Linked DNA regions of Mus musculus: region 2 is linked to region 1. Evidence: chromatin loops called from intact Hi-C (ENCODE). Cell type or tissue: gastrocnemius. All regions are shown on one strand. Links, peaks and the distances in the headings refer to the core of each region. The heading gives the core; the rest is flanking DNA. Region 1 has its middle 32 kb from the start of Gm46155. Region 2 has its middle 31 kb from the start of Ccdc93.

Region 1 (5,381 bases), core at 209-5,208:
CCACCATCTGGTGCCACAGTACAACTCGCCAGTCATAAATAACAGCCTGTCTTTTCACGTTTTCTCTGTGTCCTCCCCCCTCAGAGTCCCTCTAAAGGGGCTGCAAAATGGAAGATGGAGTTGGGGTTCAATTTCCCCTGCCGTCTGCGCGGGAAGGAGAAGGCGCGTCCAGGGGCGGGCACCAGGGGAGGGGACCACGAAGCCTGAAGAGTGGCAACGACAAAGGCCGCGGAGTTCTAGGGCCCTGCTTTTCTCCGCGAGCCACCCAGCCCCAGCCGGAGCCTTGGATTGCAAAAGAAAACCCGAATGAGCTCTGCCGAGGTGGCATTTTCGTCTCTTTCTGTCCCTTTCCCTAAAGCCGGCAGCCCTGCGGGGACGCGTCTCGTGTTAGAACTGCGCGGTACGCGGGCAAGGGGTGCTGCCGGGCGTCCCTGGAACCTGGAGCTCGAGGATCCTGGCTCCCAGTCTGTGGACACAATTGCCTCTTTTAGGTTTGCAAGGCTCCCGGGCTCTGCGCGCACACTCACTGCTGCCAAAACATTTCTCAAAGGTCCCCAAATAAAATCAAACCCGAGTAGTGGCCGAGGCCCGGGATTGCCCAGATAATGCACAGGGGAACAGAAGTGAAATCTGTTCTTTGGGGAGTCATGGGCAATAAAAGCAAAGCCGAGTTTAAAAAAAAATATTTTTTTCCCTTTTCTTTTGGAGGAATCGAAGGAGGAAAAAAGACCAAAAAAAAAAATGTTAAAGACGAAAGTTTAGAAAGAAAGAAAGAAAGAAAGAAAGAAAGAAAGAAAGAAAGAAAGAAAGAAAGAAAGATAATGAAATAGGAAATGAAGACCCACCCTGCAGCATAGCTGCAAAGTAAGAAAGTAACAACGTTTAACTTTGACGTGTGTCCCACTTAAAATAAAACTCTTTTATCTCCCTGAGAGCCGAGATCCCCAAACCTTGTTTGGACTCGGACAGAGAGAAAGAGGTGGTAAATAGGCGAATTTTGTTTCCCTACGGGTGCTGTGAGCACGATCTATCCAGGATCGTCAGACAAAGCCGGTGCCATGAAGCGGGTAACTTTTCCAGGTGAGACTAGAAACTCGGTTTAAACTCCAGGGCACTCCATGAAACCGGCCAAGAAAAAGTTGCTGAAGAAAACCCACCCATCCTTCCAGCAAAGCCCCCCCCCCTTCCATTCCCACCCCGGATTCCTCTCTCAAATGAATTACAATCCACTCTCTTCCGTGCCAAGTCCATCGGCTTCATAACCAAGCCCCCAAGATTTTAAGAAATAAACTTGAGGTTCGGAATTGAGAGGAACTGGAGTGTGGTTCTTTCAGCCAGACTTCAGTGTTCTTGGTTCTCTTCCCACCAGGCGTGATGAAGCAAAATATTTTAACTACAACTTACAAGCTTGTTTTTTATTTCATTTTCCCCTCTTTCTATACATTTTCTTTCCTTAGGAGAAACAGATCAAGGAAGACTAATTACAAGGCATGGCGAGAAGTCAAATGAAAAAGGATCCCATCAACGCAGAAAGTAAATTAATTTTTTAGAAGATAGGTTTTAGTTTGTAAGAAGAATACATTGTATTTAGTAACATTTGTTAAGATTTAGTTCAATCTTCAGGTTGGAATATGAGGGCTAAGCCTGAGGTCACTTTCTTAGTTGGAATTTCCTTAGAAATTCTAATTTGAAAACATCCTTGGGATCTTTGGTTTGCTTTATTTATAAGAAGCTTTGGGAGTATTTTTTAAAAGATATTATCATTTTGTTTTTGTTTTTTTTTTAAACAGACCTTTTAGCTTTAAACCACGGCTTTCAACTAGAATGTAAAAAATGCTTTTTGTTTGGTTGGTTTTGGGTGTTTGAGTTTTGTTTTTTACTGTGCTTTAGTTAGTCGGACCTTTAATTAAATTTTTTTAATTAAAAAAAAAAAAAAACCCTTTCTTCTTGATGACTATCCAGTCCCTAAAATATTCGAGAATGTTGGGGAAAATGTCCACTAACACAGGCATCTGACCAGCTACTTCAGGCAGAGCTTGATTCAGGGGCTACCCTCACCGGACCAAGGAAGCAGATTTTGTTATTCTGGTTGGCATTAACGGTGGTGGCTTGGGGGGTTGGGGTGGGGTCTCTCCTTTTGTGTCTATGAGCTCACTGTCACATCCCTCGCTCTCTCTATTAACATTTAATTTTCTTTTGGAAAATACAGAAGAAAGCTCCACAGCGTCTGGTCCTAGATGTTCTAAAGACGTCCAAATACCTAAATATCATGAGTATTTTCAAAATAAAACGCAATGTGTGCCTTACAACTTCTTTATTTTTTGATGTTTATTAGAACCGTCAACATTAGCCATTTCTGAATATGGTGGTTCTTGAACACACGAAGCGGCTGCTTAAGTTTCTTACACAAAATCCTGGAAATTGTCCTCCACAAATCTTTATCCAGCGCTTCTTCGGCTCTTTGACTCTCATCAGAAGAGGCGCGCTATAAAAACGTGGACGATTGCAACCTGAGAATGATTTATTTTTTACAAAGACGAACCTTTTCGGGCCATTCGTTTATTTTTAAATAGAGAACGGGCTTGGGTGGGTTTTTTTCTTTCTTTCTTTTTTTGGGGTGTGTGTGTGGGGGGGGGGAGGTTGTTTTCTTTCTCTCTGTTTTACTAGGCTCACAGGGCCAGGCGCAAGAAAAGAAAGCCTCGCTGCTGCTGCTTCTTTGCAGTTTCAACGGTGAATTCGCGCCACCTTCTGGTAGCTTGGAGGACAAAAACACCCGACTGGTTCCATAAAAGAATTCTTTTATTCACAATTGTGTCCGGTTGGTATCTGTAGGCGGAGCGTCCCTCTGCTTCTCTGAAAACTCCTGGCAGATTCCCTACAGCCTGGTTTTTATAAAGATGCTTTAAACTAGGAAACCAGTTTTTTTTTCCTTTATCTTGTCTTTGAAAGAGCTCTCTGAAATGAAAGCTGCATCTTTACATGATAGTTTACTGAACCGTCTCTGCCTGGTATATGGTTGGACTTCAGTAAAGGATGCGTGTAGTAGACTCCGCTATCCCACATGCGCAGTCCTCCGGGGAATGCTTGCAAACAAAATGGAGCCTATAACTGTAGCAGCAGAGAAACAAACGCCTTTCCTTCTTGGGTTCATAAGACCCCCATTGCCCACAATTAATCACAATGACATGTTGTATTCAAGCTCTTTGGTGAAGTCGGCTAGGTTCACATACATCTGGTTTTTCATAGATTTCAATCCATTCTGCAATACGGACTTCATGATATTAAACTTGTTGGTACAGCTCTTGGGTCTCCAAAATTAGCAGTTCAAAAATTTTTAAAAAAAGTTATCAGTTCAAGCCACTTTGGTGGCTCAAGACTTTAACACAGGCATAGTGAGGTCAAGGCTAGCCTGGTCTACATAGTGAGACCCTGTCTTCAAAGGGCCAACAAAATGAAACAAGTTAGCAGTGTGAAAAGAGGCAATTCTTCTGGTGAGAATTACCACAAAGATGGAAGTTGATACTTAGACCCTCAAGCCAAGCTCATTTTAAAAATCGAATGGGTGGCACAGAGCATGTGGCTGGGTTGGCCCTCATCTAGTTTGCACTATGTTCTGGGCTCTGTCCTCAGCACTGCATGAACCGAAACTCCAGCACTGGGGAGGTGGAGGCAGGAGGGTCGCTCAAGGTCATTCCTGTGCATAGCTCAAGGTCATTCCTGTGCATAGCTCAAGGTCATTCCTGTGCATAGCTAATTCCAGGCCATCCAGGAACTACATGAGATAGAGTTTCAAGGGAGGGAAAAAATGTATTCAACCAAAACACATAGGCATATATAGCCTACGTCTTCCTTCCAGAAAGTTCTTTCATCCAAGGAATAAATGTACTCTGTACTGCCATTTAAAGACTCTGTGGAAACATGGGGATGGGAAGACTGTGCCACAAATAAAGTATTGAAAGCTACGCAAAGATAAAGACTCCATGATTCACCCTGAGATTCTACATTTTTAAAAATTTCAGTCACAGCAGCATGCTTGTGATCTCAAGGACCCGCACCCTAGCTGTCCTCTACCTCCCATATGCAGTCACACATACATGTACCTGCACACAATGTGCATGTTTGTCTGTGAACACACACACACACACACACAAAACACACTCTAAGAGGAGTGAAAAAACTAACACTTTGCTGCAGTCTTGACGGGGCTCCAAATGTTTTTGTCAGCAAAGCTGTGCACAGAAAGATGGGTGCTATAATTGGGCTATCTCAGTGCAATCATTTTCTCCATTAGTCATTCATTATTTACGAGAACCATCCAAGTCCCAGTGCATGCCAGACCTGTGAAGTTAAAATAGCCCTGCAGACAGCCATGGGTGGGCTACGCAGCACACGGCAGTATCTACGCCTGACTTAGCAGGGGCCTCTCCAGAAGAATCATGCTGAAGGCATCTGTCCAGACAGGGCAGGTGACTACTTGCATGACATGAAGACAACCCCAACAAGAGAGACCAATAATTATTTTGTCATCAGCGTAATCTCAAAAATCTTTACTGCCAATGCAAGAAGGTTTTGAAGAAAGCTTCGATGAAGACTACATACATAGTTTCTTGAAGCATATTCAAGACCAGGACGCAAAGGATGGAGAAGAACACTTAAAAAAAAAGACAAGGCTGGGCTGGGAAGGTGATTTAGTGAATAAAGGATTTGCTGCCTAAGTGTGAGGAACCTGAGGTCTGATTCCCCCACCCCAGACACCGTAGCATGTATCTGTAATCAGACCACTTGTATGGGGAGATAGGGCATGGAAACAGGAGGTTTCTCAGGAGCTCATAAGCCAGTTAGCCTAATGGATAGAGCAGTGAACAACAAGGGAGTTTGCCTCAGACCAGATGGAAGAGGATCCACATCAAATGTATCCTTCAGCCTACACACATGTGCTACTGTGCACAAACACCTACACTCCTACACATGAACATGCATATGTATAGGTGTATGTGTATGTAGACACACACATGCACAAAAAGTCAATGTTGGGTAGATTTCAGTCATCAAATTAAGTGTGTGTGTGTGTGTGTGTGTGTGTGTGTGTGTGTGTGTGTGTGTACTTGTGAACCAATATGCTGGGAGCAGAACACATAGGTTAGGAAGGAATTTAACAAAATAATTCTAATCACTTACAAGAACAATGTGTTGAAGGTAGCCAAAATATGTGTGGGGAAAGTAGTAAAACCTGACTTAATCATTTGTTTCATACAACAACATGTGTAATAGGGTCACATGACAATCAGACCGAAATAAAAACCAGACAAAGGACACGGAAAGAGTTTTGTGTATTTACAAAAATTCAGTAAGGTAAAGTCAAATTAATGGTAGAAATTGCC
Region 2 (5,381 bases), core at 83-5,082, 220 kb after region 1:
AGAGTTTGGATTCAAATGCCAGTATGCACATGTGGCTAACAGGAACTGCAACTCCAGTTTCAGGGTGCCCGATGCCCTCTTCTAGTCTCTGAGGACACTGTATGAATGTGATGCATAGACGTATATTCAGGCAAAACATCACATACATAAAATAAAAATAAATATTTAAGATGATTATATAAATATTAAATCTAATAAGTAATATATAAAAACTATCTTAGTAAAGCTCTTATGAGGTACCCTGTGTAAGTTATTTCCAATAACTACTCTGCCTCTTCCAGACATATCAATCTAGTACCTAACCAAAAAAAAAAAAAAAAAATGAAGTTCAGGAAGGGTAAGAAATATGAAAGTTAAGGGTGAGTCAAATTCATGCCAATAAGATGCCAAGATCGACTTCTAGCTAGAGCCCTACCACTATTGGACACCACACCGTCCAGTCCTAAGGGATACAGCCTCTGCCTACATCACAGCCTCTCCTTCCAGGAGGAGAATCTAAAAAGCTAGGATGAGAAGAAGCCAGTGAAAGCTCAGTGAATAAGCATTTGTTGCAAAGCCCAAGGTGAGAACCAACGTCTACAAGTTGTCCTTGGACCATCCCACACAGGCAAACATACCTCACCTATCCTCGCACTATATAAAATTTAAAATCTTAAATAGAAGAGAGAAAAGGAAAAAGACGAAGGATATAGGTTGTCAGTGATGAATGGCCAGAAAACTCTCAATGCTGAGTCACCCTGAGCAAGCTCTGTGTTAGGGAGTGGCGAGAGTGAAGGAGAGACTCTCATGCCAATGCACAGCAGGAGCAACATGGAAGCCCCAGTGTGATGATTGATTCCACTAAAGGGCTTGCCTTACAAGCAGCAGGACCTGAGTTAGAACCCCAGAACCCATGCAAAACAAAACAGACAAAATAAAACAGCACAAAGAAACAAAGGATGCAAAACAAACAAACAAACAAACAAACAAAATACAAGCATGGAAGGTTGTGTGCACTTGTGATCCCAGCCCTGGGGAGGCAAAGACCAGCAGATCCCTGCCTACTTGGATAACTCCAGAGCAGCTCCAGAGCAGAACCCCTGCCTCAGAATAACAAGGGGAATATCATCTCACGAACAACAAAGGAGGCGCTCGTATGTTTTTCAACATGCACATTTATGCGTGCACACACACACACACATACGTATGCACAAAGCAAAACAACACAGTTCACACTCATCAGGACTCCTGCTGTAGCTAGTCCCATCCAGGATGAGGACAAGGAGTACTAAATAATGGAGATGACGGATGTGGGTAGTGACTTACATGTGAAGCCTTGTTACTTGGGAGTGATAGCTGTGTTTTAGACTCCTCTGTCTCAGCAGAAAGCCCGATGAAGGCGTCCATACTGGCAAGGGTGGGACACGGCCTGGGAAGAAAAATGGGATTGCAAGAAGCAGCCAAGACCAGCCCTAAAATCCCCAGTTGGAAGTGTCTCTGTAGTCTGTGGCTTGGCCTAAGACCAGGGTAGAAACATGTGGTCTGAGCACAACAGGCTGGAGACCAGAGGGTCAGGAAGGACATGGGTTTATGAATGTCTTCGTCAGATTAAAGGATCTTGTCTCTCCAAGCAACCGTTTCTAGATCTGCATGGTCTTGCAGAGTCTGTTCATCCCGGATTGCAGTTATTCACATTGTTTCCCAAAATGCCGGCTAGGAAGGCTTGGGAATGATAAAGCAGGAGGCTCAGGAAGCTCATTCGCTTGGGGTAGAGGAATCCAGATCTCTGCCAGCTAATTTAACAAGAGACCCGAGGCGAGAACCACCTCTAATAATTCAAAACTAAAATTAGACATTCATTTGAAAAAAAAAATCAGGTAACCGAAACAAAAACGAGGGGAACTTTGTTTATTTAAATTATGAGGCTAATTGCCTCAACTCTCCAATTCCCCTCAGTGGGGTAGACTTGGCTTGAGTCTATCAGTATCCATGGCGACTCATCTAATAAGTAAACTGCATTAGCTCTGCCACTAGCAGAGAGAAGGGAGGGGTCTTGAAATGTATCTGTGTGGCTTCCTTCCAGTGCAAGGCATTTCATTATGTCCTGAGGACATGAGGCACTTCAAAGAGGATTGAAATCTGGAATGAGGGGGAGGAGTTTGGGATTATATACTTGCTTTTTAGTTTTATTTTTATATATGAGAATCAGACGCTAGAGATGGGGGACTCTGGAGAGAGGATTTTTTTTCTCTCTCTCTCTTCTGGGCTAGGGTTTTGTTTTGATTTGCTCAATGGTTGATATCTTTCCAAAAAGTTCCCCCATGAAAGCAGGCTTTCTTGTTTCCTCTTATATACATAATTTCAAGTGTATGTGACAGGCTATCTGTTAAGACAATACTCACACCTGATTCTATCTCGAGAAGGAAATGATGCAACGAATCGTTGCTGGTACCCAAACGATGTAAAGTGGCAATAAAAATCACCTCAAACAGGCACTGTGGGGTTCCTGTAACTACAGAAAACTAACTTGCTCTGTATCCATTTACTTTTAAAAATCATTTCACGATTAGAAGCATGTCAACTGGTCTAATTATTGCAGCAAATAATGAATCATTTCCTTTACAATCACTTATTAATTAGCCATCATAACACTGTTGTGAATTAGGTAGAAAGACAAGGATTCAATATTCGGTTATTAACACCTAATTAAAATATTCATTGTTTCCCATATGTTGTTTATAGCTTGGCTTCTTCCACACACTTGACAGGATTTCACTAACATGGAACAATGTCTTCCATTTGCTTAGCTCCGTCGCCATCTGTTGTTCAGAAGTAGAATATGTCTTCCTGTCTCCCTCTCCCCTCCCTTACCTCTTGCTTTTGGGAGAGTTTTAATTGCGATCAACAGTGTTCTCTTGAAAATGTTTTTCTTGATTTTTTTTCTTGTGTTGTTTCTGAATAAATAAGACATTTTGGTCATTTCTTAATTTTTTAAATATTTATTTATTTTTGTATGTATTCATTTGCATGAGTGTGAGTGTGCGTGTGTGTTCCACAATATATTTTTCATGGAAGTCAGATAACAACTTGAAGAAATCGCTTGTCCCCTTTCACTATGAGCCCCAAGGATCCAATTCCAGTTGTTAAGCTTAGCACCAACTGCCTTAATCCCCTGTGCCAGCCTAGTTCCTGCTAGTTTCAATGACAAGTTCTGAATAGTAAATTGAATGAACCCAGCAACAAAATGAGACTGAAATACAAGTAGTCCATCCCTCTGCGATGGGAGTTTGGTCCTAGGTCACTGTCCCTCTTTCCTTCACCTGAGATGCTCCAATCATTTGTGTAAAATCATGTATAGTGTTTGTGTATAGCCTGTATATATCCTCCTGTATTTTGTAGTCATCTTGTGAACTGGAGATGTGCCTCAGTTTGTAGAGTGCTTACCTAGCATGCACAAAGCCCTCAGCACCACATAAGCCAAGCATTATGATCTGTGATCCTAGCACTTGAGAGGCAGAGGAATAAGGATCAGGAGTTCTAGCACGTTCCAGCTGCATAGGGTGTTCTAAGCCAGCCTGAGTTATAGGAGACACTGCCTCAAAAACAAACAACAACAACAACAAAAATCCAAATAAACAAAAAAGCAACCAGGGGCTGGAAAGATTAAGAGTGTTTGCCGCAAACCTAATCCTCATGCCTAAAATCCACATTTTTAAAAGCCAGCCAATGAGACATATGCTTATAATCCCGGTTCTGGGGAAACAGAGGCAGATGGATTCTTGGTTCGCCAGCATAAGCTACTTGGCAAGTACCAGGTCAATGAGTGACTAAGTTTTAGAACTCAAGATGGGTAGCACCACTCAAAATTGCTCTCTAACATCTGCATACACACACACACACACACACACACAACTATCAGTACACATGCACATACACACTCTCAGAAGCAGGAAAAGTACAGGTGAACTAGTTCACACATGAAGTTATGACAGAAGGGAATTTAAGATTGAATGGTTCAAGTCATTTGTAGACTTACTCTGTGCTTACTCACACAACCTAGAAAAGTGATGTCAGAGGGCCGAGCACAGCGTATCATGCCAATACCTAATGATAGAGAAGCTATCATGATGCTCTTCTAACAAACTGGGATACAGGACAGCAGTAGAGTAAGTGACTGATGTAGGGTGGGTTCCATGATGCAAAATAAAAATATAGGACCGTTGTTCCAAAAGCAGGCCTAGGGTTCATGCTCCAACAAACAAGCAAGCATAAATAGGACTGACAAGGCAGGATAGATGGCAGAGTGGTAACAGCTTGCTTCACAAGCATAAGGACTTCAGACACTCAGAACTCACATAAAGCCAGGCATGGTCACATAGCCATGTGTAATCCCATCGATAGAAACAGTAGATTCCTCGTAAGCTTGTGGGCCAGATAGACAGATGAATACAGTAAGGAAATGATAAACACTCTGCAGGAGACCAGGCACCTTCTTCCTCCAGAATAGTAAGACATGGCATTGCTAAAGGCTCACCGAAGTAATCACCTGGTAGATAGGAACTGTCTGAGAATAAGATAAATGTGGAAGGAAACAGACAGAGATGCACAGGAGAGCACACCCTGAGTGAGAAGTTTGGGGCATCTGGTAGTGTCTTCAGTTCCAATAAATGAGGTAATAATGTCCCCCTTGTTTTGATTTTTTTTCTCCTTTGAGTGTGTGCTTGTGCTTATGCAAGTACACACGGGGCGGGGGCACAAGGGCATGCATGCTTGTGGAGAACACTGGACAACCTTGCTTTTGCTTCTGTTCTTCTTTGAGGCAGGATGTCTCACTAATCTGGAATTTACCAAGTAGGCTAGGCTAATTGGACAGTGAGCAAACTTGCTTTCCCCTCTCAACCAACAAGACCACAAGCATGAGGCATGGCACCCAATTATCTCACACTGGTTCTAGGGATAGAGCTCAGGTCCTTATGCTTGCAAGGCAAACACCATACCGACTGAGCCACCTTCCCAGCCCATTGTAATCCTTAAACTAAAACTAGGTTTCTGGTCCTTGAGACAAAGAGCCCTTGTTGACACAAACAGAGAAACTGGTTTGGGAAGCATCCCATTAACATGGCCACTGAATGTGCCAAGAGGTCTGAAGACTAAATTCCATCAAATTTCACTAAAAGAAGAAGCAGTTTCAGGGTTTGGGTGGGGAGTGGGAGCTATCACGGGAAATAGTTTTTACAAAGATACTTGACAAGAGACCATTGACAGAAAAAAAAAAAAAAATAGAAGCCCGGTATAGCCTAAGGCCAGAACTCTGTTGAATGCATGAAACCAAACTATAATTAGTGGGTTACAGAATGCATGTATGTACACACACAGACACACACACACACACACACACACAC

What was found. A loop is a pair of places that touch in the nucleus more often than their neighbours do. Peaks named below come from ENCODE experiments on the same cell type or tissue, not always from the same donor. Only the 100,000 strongest peaks of a DNase experiment are listed, where the experiment ranks them.
Region 2: it touches region 1 in a loop (2.9-fold over the local background); 13 of 42 quality-filtered maps call a loop at or near these places.

What each region holds. Positions count from the first base shown.
Region 1 is chr1:121,177,768-121,183,148 of GRCm38, forward strand. No RefSeq gene overlaps it. Among named protein-coding and RNA genes, the nearest start is that of Gm46155, 32 kb to the left of the region's middle. In gastrocnemius, for the core only: a CTCF peak has its summit at 2,749 (motif pointing left); DNase peaks (open chromatin) are centred at 367, 2,093 and 2,736; H3K4me3 peaks cover 2,367 bases; H3K27ac peaks cover 1,477 bases.
Region 2 is chr1:121,397,662-121,403,042 of GRCm38, forward strand. No RefSeq gene overlaps it. Among named protein-coding and RNA genes, the nearest start is that of Ccdc93, 31 kb to the right of the region's middle. In gastrocnemius, for the core only: a CTCF peak has its summit at 2,805; DNase peaks (open chromatin) are centred at 1,476 and 2,786.